2 separate regions of the Mus musculus genome follow, and region 1 is linked to region 2. The links are chromatin loops, found by intact Hi-C in ENCODE. Cell type or tissue: heart. All regions are shown on one strand.

Region 1 (8,000 bases), 220 kb after region 2:
ACAGGGTTTCTCTGTGTAGCCCTGGCTGTCCTGGAACTCACTCTGTAGACCAGGCTGGCCTCCAACTCAAAAATCCGCCTGCCTCTGTCTCTCAAGTGCTGGGATTAAAGGCGTGAGCCACCACCGCCCGACCTGAGGAATGTTGTAGCCACAGCAAACTAAATTTGAAGTTTCCAAGGAGACAGTGAAGGAGGCCCAGAAATTTTCTTCATCTGCTCTCAGCAACCTGCAGCCATGGCCCAGGACTTCATGATAGAAATGAGTGCGTGCAGGAAAAGAATCCAAAGGAGCGACAGGAGTTCTGCATCATTCCTGGTTTTCTCAGGTAGTGAGTGTGGCCCCTTTGGGTGGAAAATTAGATGCCACTTCAGGTGCATTCACCGGAGGCTTTCAAGGGTTTCTCTCACCTTACCAACACCTGCATGATCCAATGCCATCTCAGATCTTGCAAAAGTAAAAACTGGACTAGCAAAGTAAAAACTAGAGAAAATTAAAAGGGTGAAATTGATAACCAACACCTCTTTCACTGGGGCAGATCACAGCATCCACAGGTCAGGGACTCCGACGGCCATTTCAATATTACCTGAGAAGTTCTACTACAGGCCCCACAGTCTCTTGTCTTCCCGCAGAACATACATAAATATTTAGCTGCAAACTTCAGGACAGAATAAAGCCAGACCTCCAATTTATTTGAAAGGAAAATTTTATAGCAGATACTTAGGTCGTTAAAGAGAAAAAGCAGCTGAACTGGTTGTAAAACTGAAGATTAACTAAGAGTCAACATGAATTCTCTCAGATCCTGGGTAGGAAAACCAGTCATCACTCAGAATTAGATCTGTGGAGCGGGGGGGACCAGCTCCCTGAAAAGCTCTGTTTTCTCTCAGGAATACTTAGCTTGGCATAAGGAAAATGAAAACAAATTAAAACAAAACAAAACAAAACTCATTTCTGGCTTCATTTTCTCTGGAGAGTTAAAAAAGACACTTGTGTTGAATGCAGGTTTTCTCTGCAACCTCATTCTGGCTGTCAAGTGAGAAAGCCCAGTGTAGGCTCTCCAGCAGCTCCGGTCTGTCCACACGTCTCTGAAAACAAGACCTCCCATACACAGCTAGTCTCCTTTCGTCAGATGAACGTTTGGAAAGAAATTTTACTTATAGTATGTCCTACAGGAAATGGTGGGGTACACGTGGTACCCCCTACTTTTGCTGCAGTTGGATGTGAAAGGGCTAATGTGTGTTTCCCAGCACATTTTACAAAACTTTAGTACATTAAGAAGACCTGGCTACTAAGGTCGAATTCTACCATGCCTAGATAGTTCTTCTGAGATCCATGCAAAATGGAGGACTCTCATTTGCAGTGGGAGTTCCTCCTCTCCTTCTGATCTGGGGAGCCCGGTCCCAATCTCCTACTTAAGCAATGTCACCTAGTCCTTGGCAAACCTGAAAGTTCAACTTCCTCTATCCTGGTAAGAACCCACCCGCCCGGCATCACCTGGGATTTCTGGAATGCCTCTCCATACGAGGCATTGACAGTTCTTTAAATTCCAGCCAGTGATTTTGTTTGCCCTGAAAACTCCTCCCTACTCACCAAAGTTTATATATAACCCTTTTCCACCCTCCAAAAAGTATCTGCACGCAAGCTGTTTCACTGAAGATGGTCTAAGAAAGTTGTTTGATTGAGTATCGCCTAAGAGAGCTAAAATCCTTGGTGAAGACGCCCATCCCCAACTCCGCCTCATCCTTGCAGCGTGGTGTGCAATGGCGGCATCTGGACAACCCTGAGGGAGGAAACATAGGACTCAGAACCACAGCTGGTCCCCAAACTTGTTCCAGAAAGAAGCACAAACTCAGTGTAAGCAAGACTATCAGGCTATGAGACCATCTGTAAATGGAATACTTCATGCTGCATACCCACTACTGAAAGGTTCTGTGACTTCACACAAAACTTCGGTATCGGACTGACCAATCCTCACCTCGTCCTCTGACCACTGCATTCTGTGTGACCTTAGCAACAAATTGTGCCCTCCTCGTTCCATACGGCCATGCATCTCTATCTCGATAGCGCAAGGCCACCACGCAGAGTCCATCTCTAGGACTCTCAAACCAGTCTTTTTACACCATGCCCAGCTCTGTGCCAGATCTTAGATCCTGCTCTCCCTCCCAACCCTGCAGCCTCTGTTGTTTTTCATCTGTCAGTGTTCACTGTGTCTCGGGTTATCCAGGAAGCCAGTGTTAGGTTAAATGCCCTACATGAGAAGAAGTTCTGTGCCCTCGTCCCTCAGGAAGTGAGAAAGCAAGTGAGGGTGTCCACTTTCTTGTTGCTGCGTGCGGTATCACAGTGTTTTTAAAAGTGGGGGCAGGGAGGTAGAAGAGGGAGAATATGATAGGCTTTAATTTATTTTATTTTGGGGTGCCCGACCTATTCTATACCCCATGTGTGGGTTTGGATTGTTCTTTGGGTAACTAGAATCTTCCCAACTCCCAGTTTCTTTCTCATGTATTCTAGGCTGTCCTTGAACTTGCTATGAAGCCAAGGGTGACCTTGAACTTTTGACCCTCCTTCCTCCACCTCCCAAGTGCTAGGATTACAGGCATGTCCCACCATACCCAGTTTATGTGGTGCTGGGAACAGAGCCCAGGGTTTTGTTCCTGAGAGTCAGCAAGCACACACGGAAGTTACATCACCAGCTTCAGAAATGTTCGTTTACAGCATCCTACAGTCTCTTCTTCACACTCCCCATCTCCTCTTAGCACCCCCCACTCCCCTCCCCCCACTCTAACCCCACCCCACCCCCACCCCTCCTCCAGCCAGGCAAAGCCCAGCACTGGCTTAGCTGTGTTCTAAATCCACCTGAGGTATGTGTGCTCACTGTTTGGTATAAAGTACAGCCTTTCTCAACCCCTTCAGCCCTGCAGGCTCCCCTGAGGCCTCTGGTGACACCCTGTAAGCCTTGGTCACTTTGTTACTGCCTCCCCACCCCCATGGTGGTGCTTGGATTTTTAGGCCCGATCTCTCAGCTTATTTCCATTTCTTCGGAGGCCTGTGGGGAATTCTGAAACTCTTTTTGGGGGGGGGGGGGATTTGAACTCTTAAGGCCTCCCTCAAACTCTGAGAGCCTCAAGGGAAGAGATTGGCCCAGGCGTGCTTGCTGTAGGACTGACCCACTGCGGTTGCTGTTATCCGAATGCAGGCCCCGAAGGAGCATTGGCCCCTGGGTGGGGGCATTGGTCATGAGTGGCACTGGTCACTGTTCTCTGTGATTGGTTCCTGTTTCTCTTCTCAGCTGTCCCACACACAGCGCACACAGGTTTTCCTCCAGGGAACACTGCTGCTGTGTCTTGCAGAATTCCTTCTCCTGCAGCCTCTGACTGAGCAGGCTGCTGGAATTCAACAGGCCTTCACCTTTTAAGAGTCCTTAAAAGTCTCTTATTGTCGAAAGCCGGGGTTTCAAAACCTTGCTCCTGCTTTGTCTTCTATAAAGGCCTGTTTTGTACCCCACGTCCAAACAATGACTCTTGTTCTGAACGGTATCTCAGCTTCCCCTGAATCGAGCTGCAGTGGGTTAAAAAATAAAAAAAATTCTGGGCTGGATAAGGGAAGGAAGAGCTGGACATGGTAGCACACACCTGGAATCCAGCATTTCAGAGGCTGAGGGAACGGGCTCACAAGTTCTCGGACAGCCTGGGATACGTGGAGAGACCCTGTCAACACAGCCGCCGCCGCTGCCGCCGCCACCCACCACTACCAAATCCCTGCGGTTATTTAGAAAAATAAGTGAGCACCACCTCTCACTTCCCTAATCTGACACCTCAGTCACGGGCTGACAGCTCTCATTTGGTTTGTCACTATGTGAAACAGCATTTAACCGGTTGCCAGAGCCTTTAATGGGACGATTTTTATCTAAAAAGCTGTATTTCTGTCGGTTCTTAAAGCTTGGTCGGTGGCAGTCACCAAGATCCATGTTGGCTAACGCTCTCCCTAGTTTGCTGGTGCCCTCTGCTGGTCGTTTTACAGATAGCCGCTGGGTTCAGTGGTATCTGGGGGAACTTTACAGGAGTCTGTCATTACTGTCCTTCCTCTTACAAGCTATCCCTGAACTCCCTTTCTTTAGCCTCCCACTCTCTCTGACACCAACTCGCTTCTCGCTCACAAGATGGTCAGTCTCTCTGAGAAAACTGACCATCTGTTATTGATGGTCTGTCTACTCTCCAGTCTCCACACTTCTATCTAAATGTATGGAACCCTCTTTCCCCCCACCTTTTAGTCAAAGGAACCTTTTCAGTCACACTACTTAAACACCCTTTATAAAATATAATTACAAAAAATTATATTGTTTCAAATCATTTAACAAAAGTGAAAAATGTCACTCCATTGGACGGAGCACAGGGTCCCCAATGAAGGAGCTGAAGGGGTTTGCAGACAACAATATGAACCAACCAGTACCCCCAGAGCTCCCAGGGACTAAACTACCAACCAAAGAGTACACATGGTGGGACTCATGGCTCTAGCTGCATATCTAGCAGAGGATGGCCTAGTCAGTCATCAATGGGAGGAGAGACCCTTGGTCCTGTGAAGGCTCTATGCCCCAGTGTAGGGGGATGCTGGGGCCAGGAAGTGGGAGTGGGCCGGTTGGTGAGCAGGAGAAGAGGGGGGAGAGCGAATGAAGGGAGGGGGTTTTTGGAGGGAGACCAGGAAAGGGGATAACATTTGAAATGTTGATACCATACTGTCCCAAAGCACTATTCAATCACTGCTAAATATTTCATAGATACATCCCTTGACTGTTTCCACACAGACACCCACTGAACAGATTTTTGCACATACATTTTAATTATGTTTTCCCAAAATCACTCTTGCATGCCATTGTATGCTTTTTCTTTTTTTTCTGAATGGTGATTATGAGTGCTTTAAAAAAAAACAACAACACTGTAGTTCAAGTGTTCCAAGATTAATTTATTAAAAACCTTTTAAAAATCGGAGAGAAAACGGAGATGGTGTCCATTACCAGCACCTGACCTGTAGTGTCTGAGAGACCTCGGTCCGTATTGAAGCTTGAGGTTCATGTGGATGTCTGAGGCCCTTGCTACTGCAGAGGCCAGGCAGACTTCCATAGTCTGTGCTGCTGCAGGATGTCATAGAGTGTCTGTGGTTAGGTGGCCATCAGAGGCCAGGTTGATGTGAGTGGCCTGTGCAGCCACTTGGGGCCACGTTGATGTCTGTGTTGGTGAGGGGCTGAGCTGTCTGGGTCCATGGTCCCGCTGCCGTAGGGGCTGTTGTCGCCCATGGTTGATATTACCACTGAGGGCGATGCTGATGTCTGTGATCTGTGCTGCTGCCTGAAGCCATGTTGATGCAGTGCAGTTGGTCCAGAGGCAGTGCAGCTGCTAGGGGCCAGGTTGATGCGTGTGCCTGTGTTGCCTGTGTTGATGCCCTTGGCCTGCGCAGCCACTGAGGGCTACCTAGGATGGTGCCTGTGACCTGTGCCGTAGCTGAGGTCCAGGTCGATGTCTGTGGTCTGTACTACCACCAGAGAGACCTGTGGTCTCTGAGGTCTGTGGCATGTGCTTGATACCAGAGGCCACGTGGATGTCCGTAGCCTGTGCTGTCACCAGAAACCATGTGGAAGTCCATGATGCCTGTTCCGCTGACTGTAAAGGGCAAGGAAGCTACTTTTGCTTTGGAAGCAATGACTGTAGACTCACAATTGAGAAAGCAGGACATAGAAGGCTTCTGTGACAACCCCTACCCACCCCTACCCCAAAGTTAATATATCCTAGATAGGAATCCATCAAAGAGAACTCTTCAAACTTGGGATAAGGATGCTGAAATGTAGCTCTTCACAGTTGCTGGCACCTGGCTGGGGTGGGGTGGGGAAGGACTCAGTTTTCTTTAAAGGGCTGGCTACTGGGAGTTTGACCATGTTCCAATGTGTATATGGGCAACACAAATTGGATTTCTGTGTTTTTTTTCTCCTTCTCTTCCTCTTTCTTCTCTTCCTCCTCCTCCTCCTCCTCCTCCTTTTCTTGTGGGGAGGGATCATAAGGGTGGGAGGGCAGACCTGGAAGGACAGGGAAGTGAGTGTGGTCAGGGTTCATAATGTGAAATTCTCAAATAATCAGGTAAACTAACAGGCTGGTATCTAGCATTAATTTCCAAGTTGTCCGTTCCCCCCCACCCCCACAACAAAACCTGAGCCTAGCTCCAGTCTCTAGGCTAATCCCCCAAAAGACCAGAGTTTCCAGGTTACACCCTCAACAAGACCAGTGTCTCCAGGTTATTCCCCCAACAAACCTGCACCCCAGGTTACAAGCCCACCTCCTTCCTAACAACCACCAAAGCAGAGGCAACCAGAAGTGAAGTTTATGATGACTCCCAGCCCCAGCCAATGGTGTTAAAGGCCACAGGAGCTTTCCAATTAGATTCTTGCACACATTCCTTGCTTGCTGTTTACTATAAAGCCTTTCCCCGATAGACATTCGGGGCTCACCCCCCAAAACTGTCCTGCATGATGGTGGTGCATTGGGGGGTGGGGGGGGTGGGGGGTGGGATGAGCTAGCTCAAACAGAATAAAGACCTTGCTGTGAGATGCATCAGATCGGCTTCTGTGTGTGTTTTTGGGGTCACTAACATTTCCCTGGCACAACACAACCTGGACTGCCTTGAAGACCACAAGACGTTAGAGATGCCAGAGCCATGGGATACCTGCTGAGAAAGCTGCTAACCGGAACCAGCCCAAGAGAAAGACGTGTGTTGCAGTCAACAAAGATGAAAGGAGTTGGCCATCTGAAGAGCACTTTGACATCAGACGTGGAGATGCAGGTGTTTGGATTTGTCCAGCTGGCTTTCAGTCTTGCTTTGGTCTGTATAATATTTCCTCGCCATGCTCCCTTTCCTATGTTTTGGAATGGTAATGTATATATCCTGCACCATTGTATGGTGGGAGTATGTGATCTGTTTTCGATTTTGATATTATAGGGGATTACAGTTAAGAGATTACATGAATCTTACAAGAGACTTTGAACTTTAAACATTGCTGAGACAGTGATAGACTAGGAGGTCTTTGGAAGTTGGACAAAATGCATTCTGCGTTATGTTATGGCTATAAGCCTATGGGGGCCAGGGAGTGTGATGGTTTGAATAGGTTTGGCCCCCATAGATTCATGTGTCTGAATTCTTGGCCATAGGGAGTGGCACTATTGGAGGTGTGGCCTTATTGGGGGAGGTGTGGCTTTGTTGGAAGAAGTGTGTCACTGTGGGAGCAGGCTTTTTTTTAATGTAATTTTTTATTAGATATTTTCTTTATTTACATTTCAAATGTTATCCCCTTTCCTAGTTTCTTCACTGAAAATCTCCTATCCCCCTCCCACCTGCCCCCCCTCCCCACTCCCCAACCCACCTACTCTCGATTCCTGGCCCTGGCATTCCCCTATACTGGGGCATAGAACCTTCACAAGACCAAGGGCCTCTCCTCCTATCTTCCCATTGATGACTGACTAGGCCATCCTATGCTACATATGCAGCTAGAGACAGGAGTCCCACCATGTGTTTTCTTTGACTGGTGGTTTAGTCCCAGGGAGCTCTGGGGGTACTGGTTAGTTCATATTGTTGTTCCTCCTATAGGGCTGCAGACTCCTTCAGCTCCTTGGGTACTTTCTCTAGGTCCTTCATTGGGGACCCTGTGCTCCCTCCAATGGATGACTGTGAGCATCCACTTCTGTATTTGCCAGGCACTGGCAGAGCCTCTCAGGAGACAACTTTGAGGTCTCCTATGCTCAAGCTCTGCCCAGTGTGGAACAGTCTCCTGCTGCCTTCAGACCACGATGTAGAACTCTTGGCTTCTTCAGCACCATGTCTGCCTGCATCTTGCTCTGCTTCCTGTGATGATGATAATCCAGTAAAGCCCTGAAACTGTAATCCAGTCCCAATTAATTGCTTACCTTTATAAGAGTTGCCTTGGTCATGATGTCTCTTCACAGCCATGAAACCCTAAGACACCGCCC
Region 2 (8,000 bases):
TACAGGTGAGGGGGTGGAGTCACAGTAGGAAATGCTTGCAGGTGAGGGGGCGGAGTCACGTTAGAAAATGCTTGCAGGGGAAGGGGCGGGGTCACGCTAGAAAATGCTTAAGAGGTTGAAGGTCTTGTCTTCCCACAGATATTGACTCCCAAGAAGAAAGGGCTTTAAAAAAAAATGCATTTTACTTAATTAAGAAGTAATATGTTCTCAGGAAAAAAAATTAAATTTGCAAATACTTCCTCAAACTTTCATTTAGTACAATGGCTACAGCACACCTAGTTTAAACCCTCTGCCCTTATGTCAGCTAAGAGACATGAAGAGGCAGATGAAGAGCAGGTGTCTCACCCACCTAAGGACCCCTCCCCGTGGGAAGGTGCTGAGTTCCTGCTTCATTCTTCCTCCCCAGCATCCAGGAACGGGTCAGAGCAGAACACTCCTGAGCCTCACTCTCAGTCCCCAGTGTAAGGTAGGAGTAGCCCATCGCCCTTGGCTTTACCTTTGATGTGCATGTGTGCACAGGTACCCCACCACCTCTCAGCATGTATAGGAGCCTTCCTATCCCACACCACAGAGAAATGGCCACACCAAAGAAACACACATATTATTCTTCACCCTCAGAATCATCTGTGTCTCATCTGTGTCAAATCCACCCAACCTCTGGGCACTGACATCAGGGAGAAGAGGGCCTGAGAGATGCAGACTCCAATCACTCTTACAGAGACGTATCTATGAAGGAGTGTTAAGTGGAAAGACTTACAGGTATAATTAGGTTAGAATGAAGATGAATTATAGGGTTTTGGGTTTTTTTTTTTTTAACAGTGTGAGAGCTGGGGAAGTATCTCAATTGGCAAAGTGCCTGGCTAGTGTTCACAACATCCTGAATTCAATCCCCATCACCACATAAAGTGAGATGCAGTGGCCCAAGTCTGTACTCCTAGCACTTTGATGGTAGATGCAGGAGGCTGGAGCGTTCAAGGTCATCCCTGGCTACACAGTGGGCTCAAGGTTTGTCTGGGCTACAGAAAATCCAGTGTAAAGATGGTGGCATCAATTACAGTTAACAAAGCCCTCTCAGCTGAGCTGGATACAGAGACCATCAAAGATTACCTAAGCCCCTCTCAGACAGTGCGCAGACCTTACAGAACAGCGAACACCTTCGACCACACAAAAGGCGCAGCTGCAGACGATGCGGAACCACCTAGCTCCCGTTCTGCTGGCGAGACTACAAAACGTTTAACTGCTTTCGAAAATAGTTGATGCTTTCATACAAATTATATCGTACATACTATATGATCCTGCCAATTCCACTCCTAAGTCCCCTAAGTCCCTCCCCAAGGGAAAGGACACTTGTGCTTATACAAAAGACAGTGTGCTCACAGTTAAAGCAATTTCATTTATCGTCACCCCAAACTGGAAACTACCCAAGTGACTTCCAACTGGCAAATGGACAAGCTGTGGCATATGCATGCAGTGGACTACTTGTGAAACAGGCAGTAAAAGTTTATCGATACCCACTGTGACGTGCATGAGTCCGAAGTGCACCCAGCCAAGAAGCTGGCCTCAAAAGGGTGTGCATTAAACGGCTCTACACATCACATCCTGAAAAGGCAAAGTTCTGGGTTTGGAGAAAGACCATAGGTTTCCAGGGCTTCGGGATGCAGCCGACTATAACAGAACATATGAATATACTGGGACGCAGAACCGCTCTCTGTCTTCATTGTGCCAGCATTTACACAATTCCAATGCATTTGTTGAAGCTGAGGCTCTGTGCTGAGAAATGTCCCTATTTCCTCTTCTCCCTTTCCTTTGGCAAGGGATGTGGACATGTGTGCAGAGTAACTTAGAAAGTTTTCACGAGGCCTTCAGGCAACACTGTGTTAGAAGTGTGTAATAAGGTAAGACACGTCCCCAATCAAGTCACTTGATTTCTAGAGGCTTACAGAAACTGGGGTTAGGATAAGAAACCTAAGGTGAGGAACCAACTGGAATCATCCAGACAGGTCCCACACACATGGGTGTTAGTATGAGAAAGGAGGGGATAAGACTGCCACAGAAGTAGAGAGAGGAGGGTGTGGCCATCAGGAGCTACAGAAGGTAAGCATTTTCCCAGACAAGTACTCTATGGACGGTGCCTGCGGCTCAGAGAGACAAACAGCTGAAACCACCAAATGGAGATAACACGCCACCGTAGCCCCAGGAAACACCTACACTTCAATACCAACATGGGAGCACCACCATGCCCAACTCCTCCCAGCCCCTCCCCCACGAGGGGAACTTCATGGCACCAAGGTACTTGAAGGTAATGTGCACTGCTAAAAAGAAAGGGCAGTAGGTATCTTGTTTCAACTATTATATGTTTGACGGGGCTCCGTACTCGAAGCCAACTTTAATCCTGACATAGTAACACGCATTTTCTGTCCCTAATCTCACCTCTCCTGCGTTGAGTTTATCAGCTGTCCTACAACCTAAGCAGAGTTTACACTAAATGAAGAGCTGAAATAAACTCAGAGCAGCAACACGATAGTTATTTAGGAGCATGCTTGTCACTTCTACCACAACCACAGAGTATGTCTAGTAGAGAATTCCTAGTCTTAAAAAAAAAAAAAAAAGAAGTGTAGTAAACGGTAAAGACTGAGCCAGCCTTCACGTCCTACCAGAATTGTGTGAGTCTCAGTCTCAGGTGATATTCATGTTAAATATGATTTTAGATTAATTAATAAATGCAAGGCTCAGAAACTGAGTTTAAATGCTATGGAAAACATGCTCTAAATTGTAAATAGAAAACACTGAAAGCAATGTAAGATTCATTTTAGAGATGAAAGGCTCATCTTAAAATAGTCTCTCGACCTGGTGAGGTCAAGCCTTCCTTTCAAAATATTAGTGGAAGGAAAGGGATTCTTGAACTCCAGGTCCCTCCTTGTTCTCCAGCTCCTACCCAGGTGGCAAGGCTACCCATCATGCATCATTGCCCATGTCCTTGAAAGTACAAGGCAGCTCGCTGCTGTGCTGTGTTGGCTGTCTTGAGGAAGCACGCTGGCCTCAACCACAAAGCCATCTCGGCAGTCAGGACCTTACTGTACAGGGTCAGTAAGTGGAAGAGCAGACTGGGCTTGTGTCTGACACACAGGCTTGATAGTGAGATCTCTGAAAAGCACACACCTTCTGCGCGCTGAAACATCTGCAGACACCATGCAGTGATGTTCTGGGCGGGGCGATTAGTCACCATTCCCCTGGCAGGGACCCAGATCACTGCAACCTCCTCAGCAGTGGGGCTGACTCTGTCAGTGTTCTGGGTTCAAGACAACAGAAAGGCGGCTTTCTACCCTGAACACACCACAGCCCAGGTGCCTGCGGGGCTTTTATTAGCGAAAGCTGCTACAATGTATCTGATTATCCTACTAAAGCTGAGTGAGATTGACATAAGGTTGAAGCTTTCAAAAACGTGTGTGCACAGGATAGCCATGCCTGTGTTCACGCAGAGGCCAGGAGAGGGCACCGGGTCCCTCAGAGTTGGGGCTAGAGTTAACAGGCACTTGCCAGACAAGAATGCAGGAATCCAAACTCCTTGTGTCCTTGTGACTGAGCAGAAACCACTGTTAATCCCAGGTTACTTCCTTTTGTTTTTAGAACAACTATAACTCATGTATCTTTTATCTAAACTTGGTAATAACACAATATATACCAAAGTAGCGGCCTCCCTTTAAAGAACAAAACTATTTTTCTTTTTAAAACTTGCTGCTTGAACAGTTAAGAGTTTCAGAATTTAGAAGGCATTGTTCCTGGAAGACTCAGTATTTACCACAAGGTGGCGCTGCTCCGATGCCAGTTTCAGACAAAAGCTCTGAGGCTTGCTGGGAAAGGTTTCTTCACCATCAAGGCAAGAAATGGTCGCCACCCTAAGCAGGATGAAGTCCTGGATGTTTTTAAGGTTTTAGGTAACACGTATATGCTTAGCAGTTACACTAAGGAGTTCAGTCTCAGAGGCAACAACTTCCTGCCCATTGTACACTTGGCCTAACAGAACAGACCCTGGATAGCCGCAGCACACCCAGCTTCACGGAGAGCCACCCAGGCACCAAAGCGGATGCAAAGGCCTGAGTGCTCCTCGTTACTCAGGGGAAAATCTGAAAGTCCGTGCACACTTAAATCTGTACTGGAATAAATGAACGGGGAAAGAGACAGCTCTCAAGATACAGAATAATCGCCAACAATTTATATAGATACTCCATGCTCAGAAGTGACGGGCTTTGCTCCAAGCCTTACCTGTGGGCTTCGCACAGTGCCCATGCAGAGAATAAAGTGTCTTCTTTATGTGGTGGACGGAGACAAGGAGAGAAGAAGACAGGGTAGGTTCAGTGTAGAAAGTGAACAGCCACAACCTTGGCTGGATGACGAAGATCAACCAAGAGAGGCGAACTACACTGTTGGTACACACCTTCGACTCCGCGGGATAAAGAGGTCACCCCAAACTCCTAAGTCCTGGCTGATGGTGAGAAAAACATCAGACACGTTCCAATAAGCAGGCACTCTACAAAATATCATACCCAAGCCACCAGGGTCATTAAAACAAAGAATGTCTGAGAAACTGTCACAGTCAAGAATATATGGAGATGCCTCTAACCCCAGCAGAGGCAGGCTCATCTCTGAATTCGAAGTCAGCCTGATCTGTAGAGAAAGAAATCCTGTCTCAGAAAACCAAACCAAACCAACGGACAAAAAGGTATCTATGGAGACATGATCTCTGAACGTGATATGATAATGTGGGCCAGAAAAAAAGTGAATTAGAAATGGTGGGAAAAAAAAAAAAACCCCACAAATACAGACTTTAGTAGGTATCACTGTTGGTTCACTAATTATATCAAATGTATCACACAACGTCTGTGTTAATGAGAGATTGACCATAGACCATATGGAACTTCTTAGTACTGTTCTTTTGACCTCTTCTATAAGCCTAAAATACTCCAAAATAAATGTTTATATATTAAAAAAAAAATAAAGTCAAAGGGCTGGAGAGATGGCTCAGAGGTTAAGAGCAATGACTGCTCTTCCAGAGGTCCTGAATTCAATTCCCAGCAACCACATGGTGGCTCACAACCATCTGTAGTGGGATCTGCTGCCCTCTTCTGGTGTGTCTGAAGAGAGCAACAGTGTACTCATATAATTAAAATAAAAAAGTCTTTAATACACACACACACACCACACACACACACCCCGAAGATCACCCAAGGCTCAAACAGTAATCGGCAAATGCTGTCGAATTCGGAAGCGCCTATTCTCAAGGTGGTGCATGTGGCCTTGTGGTCCCACACACTTAGAGACACAGGAGAAGCAGAAAATCTCAACTTTACTGCTGGCCACAGGAAGGACAACAGCAGCAGTGTGAGCCTCTGTGTCTTCTATGCCAACCAGAGCTCCCGTGAATGATCTTGACAACGGGTGGCAAGCCAATGAGGTAGGATGAGCCAGGCTTTGAAGTCAGAGGAGAAATTCAAGTCCTAGCCAATTACTGGCTGGGTGTGTAACCGCCAGGAGAGCTAGCACCTAGCCTCCCAGGGCTCCCCACCAACTGTTGTTGGGGTTGGTACTTACATCTGCCATCTGATTTAAAATGTGTGTATTGAGTCTAGCACTCAAGAAATTCTAACTCTCCCTTCCTAAGCGGTAAAAGTCAAGGAAAACCATGGTCTTGGCTGAATGAGACTACCGAGTACTTTTGTAAGTGTGTGCCAGACTACAACCGTGACCATCTAGCTACATATTATCCATGGCTGCTTTGTGTCATGGTAGCTGAAATCCAATGGTTACAACAGAGATCACAGTAGCCTAATGTAGTTCCTGTCTGACCATGGCAGAAGATGGCCAACTCTGGTCAATTGGTGTATTTCCAAATGCTAACAGCTACTTTTCATGCCTTATCATACTTGACCTTTAACATCCTGAACTACCTTCTTCCTCAAGGCCTGAGACCTGAGTGTGGGGTCTGCATTCTGACTCCCTTGTGCTCTGCACAAACAGGACTCCCTGGGAGATCCGAAGTCCCTGGCAGGCTAAGTCAAATTAGTATGCATGGTAGTAAATTACACCCAAGCTCCACCTGGGTTCCAGCAGAAATAGCATTCCTCAGACTTAGAGCCTAAGGACCAATTAGTGCCTTGGAGCTCTTATGTTTAAAAAAAATGTAGGAGTCCTGCCCACCTTAGAAATATAAAAACTGTATTTGAGGGAAAAATATAAAGGTACAAGGAACTTTTTTTTTTTCAAATAAAACTTCACCCCCAAAAAGCAAACTGGAATTCTAGCAAATTTCCCAACTGGCTCTGCCAAGACATAGCCCCCCAAACTCTGACTGCTGAGCAGAGGCATGGGCAGTGCCTCAATGGTGGTCCACTGACACCCCAACCACCACTACGCCAACATCATGTGTGATGACGCAATGTCCCTGCCCCCAGCCACTCTCCATACTCTATCCCCTCAAGTTCTCATGTGCAAATACGGCACCGCAAGCCAGAGTTTCTTTCTCCTAACATTTTCTCAGGCTGACCTCTGCCTCACTGCGTTCTCTTGTCACTGCCGAGAATGAAGCCGCTGTTCTTCATCCCCCAACACTGCAAAAGTTCCAACCGGTCTCAACTCTCAGCTGGCAAGCAGAAAACAGACACTGCTCGAAACCTCAAACCTCTTTCATCCCTCTGTATAAAAACACCCAAAGGACATTACTGACAAAAACAAAGTAACAAAACACTTAAATCCTCCCAGGCTCCATGGACCCGCTGCAACTGTTTCCATCTTCCTCCCTAAAGCTCCTTGCTCGCTATTCTCAGGCTCCACCCACCCTGGCCCTGACTCACTTTTTCAAGTTCCTTCTCACCATGGGGGATGCGGGGCTGTTCCATGGTCAACTAGAAGCCCCTTAGGAGCTCCTGTCTGCCTTGGACTTCATCTACTAAGGACCCCTTCCAGCATCACACAGGAATGTCTGAGCTTCCAACCAAGGGATTCTCACTCTTTTTCTGTAGAGCCCTGCTAACTAAGGTCCAAGTCTGACATTACTGGAAAGCCATGCGCTCAGAACAAAATGGTATATTCCCTTTACCAGCAGGGCTTCTCCTTCTCTGCCCTTGCCTGAAGAGCCTGAAACCCCTTACACCCTGCGGAATGTCTCATGGCCTTGGTGAGATTATAGGTTCAGTTTCCTTTCTTCTGATAAGAGCCCATTCTTCAAATGCCTCCCCCTGCTAATGAGGCGTCTCAGTCAGTCCCTTAGCCTTGAGTCAGGAACATGTACCCACCCTAGACATCCCCACTACCTTCCCCAGAACTTCCCCCTGATTTACCCTGAATAAAGTTCATCTGTCTCCCTGAAGCTGGTCCTGGAACATTGTCCTTTCAGTTAGTACTCGCTGTCAGTCTGGAACCCTGTCACCAACTCTGCCTCCTTTGTCCTTGTGGACCAGTAGCCAGTGACCCCAGTGAGGAGACGACTCACGTTTTTCCAGCAGTCAGCACTCTATAGACTCTCTGACTTCGCCATCACCAGTCTCCCTCAGTCAAGCGGGTTTTCCCTAGAGCTTGGAGCCAAGTGTTTATTTCCCTCTATGTCCCCCTCATCCCTAGCCCAGAACTCACCCAGCTAACATTCAGAAAACCCACATGAAACAAATGTTTATGGAAGTTTGCGAAGCCACCACTGAGTGAAAGACTGACTCAAGGAACTCAGAGTGCCTCTGAGGCCACTGGGAAAAATAAACATCACCACCAGAGAGCCACCTCCACAGTGTCCTCTTGTGACGAAAGGCATCCTGGCTGAACAGTCTAATGAGTCCAGGAAAGCTGGAGCAGAAAGGGACCTTTGAGCACCTCATATAAAAGCCGAGGTGATATATCAAAAGATGGCCTAGTCGGCCATCACTGGAAAGAGAGGCCCATTGGACTTGCAAACTTTATATGCCCCAGTACAGGGGAATACCAGGGCCAAAAAGGGGGAGTGGGTGGGCAGGGGA

Evidence for each region. Peaks named below come from ENCODE experiments on the same cell type or tissue, not always from the same donor. Only the 100,000 strongest peaks of a DNase experiment are listed, where the experiment ranks them.
Region 1: a loop joins it to region 2, with 2.5 times the contacts of the local background. A loop is called at or near these places in 7 of 42 quality-filtered maps.

The regions. Positions count from the first base shown.
Region 1 is chr2:59,518,279-59,526,278 of GRCm38, reverse strand. No RefSeq gene overlaps it. Among named protein-coding and RNA genes, the nearest start is that of Gm39831, 10 kb to the right of the region's middle. In heart, a CTCF peak has its summit at 4,008 (motif pointing left); a DNase peak (open chromatin) is centred at 3,968; H3K4me3 peaks cover 494 bases; H3K27ac peaks cover 1,773 bases.
Region 2 is chr2:59,741,474-59,749,473 of GRCm38, reverse strand. All of the region lies in intron 4 of Tanc1 (tetratricopeptide repeat, ankyrin repeat and coiled-coil containing 1), which reads right to left. Among named protein-coding and RNA genes, the nearest start is that of Tanc1, 130 kb to the right of the region's middle. In heart, CTCF peaks have their summits at 3,801 (motif pointing right), 5,121 (motif pointing left) and 7,766; no DNase peak of the experiment used is centred here; H3K27ac peaks cover 2,717 bases.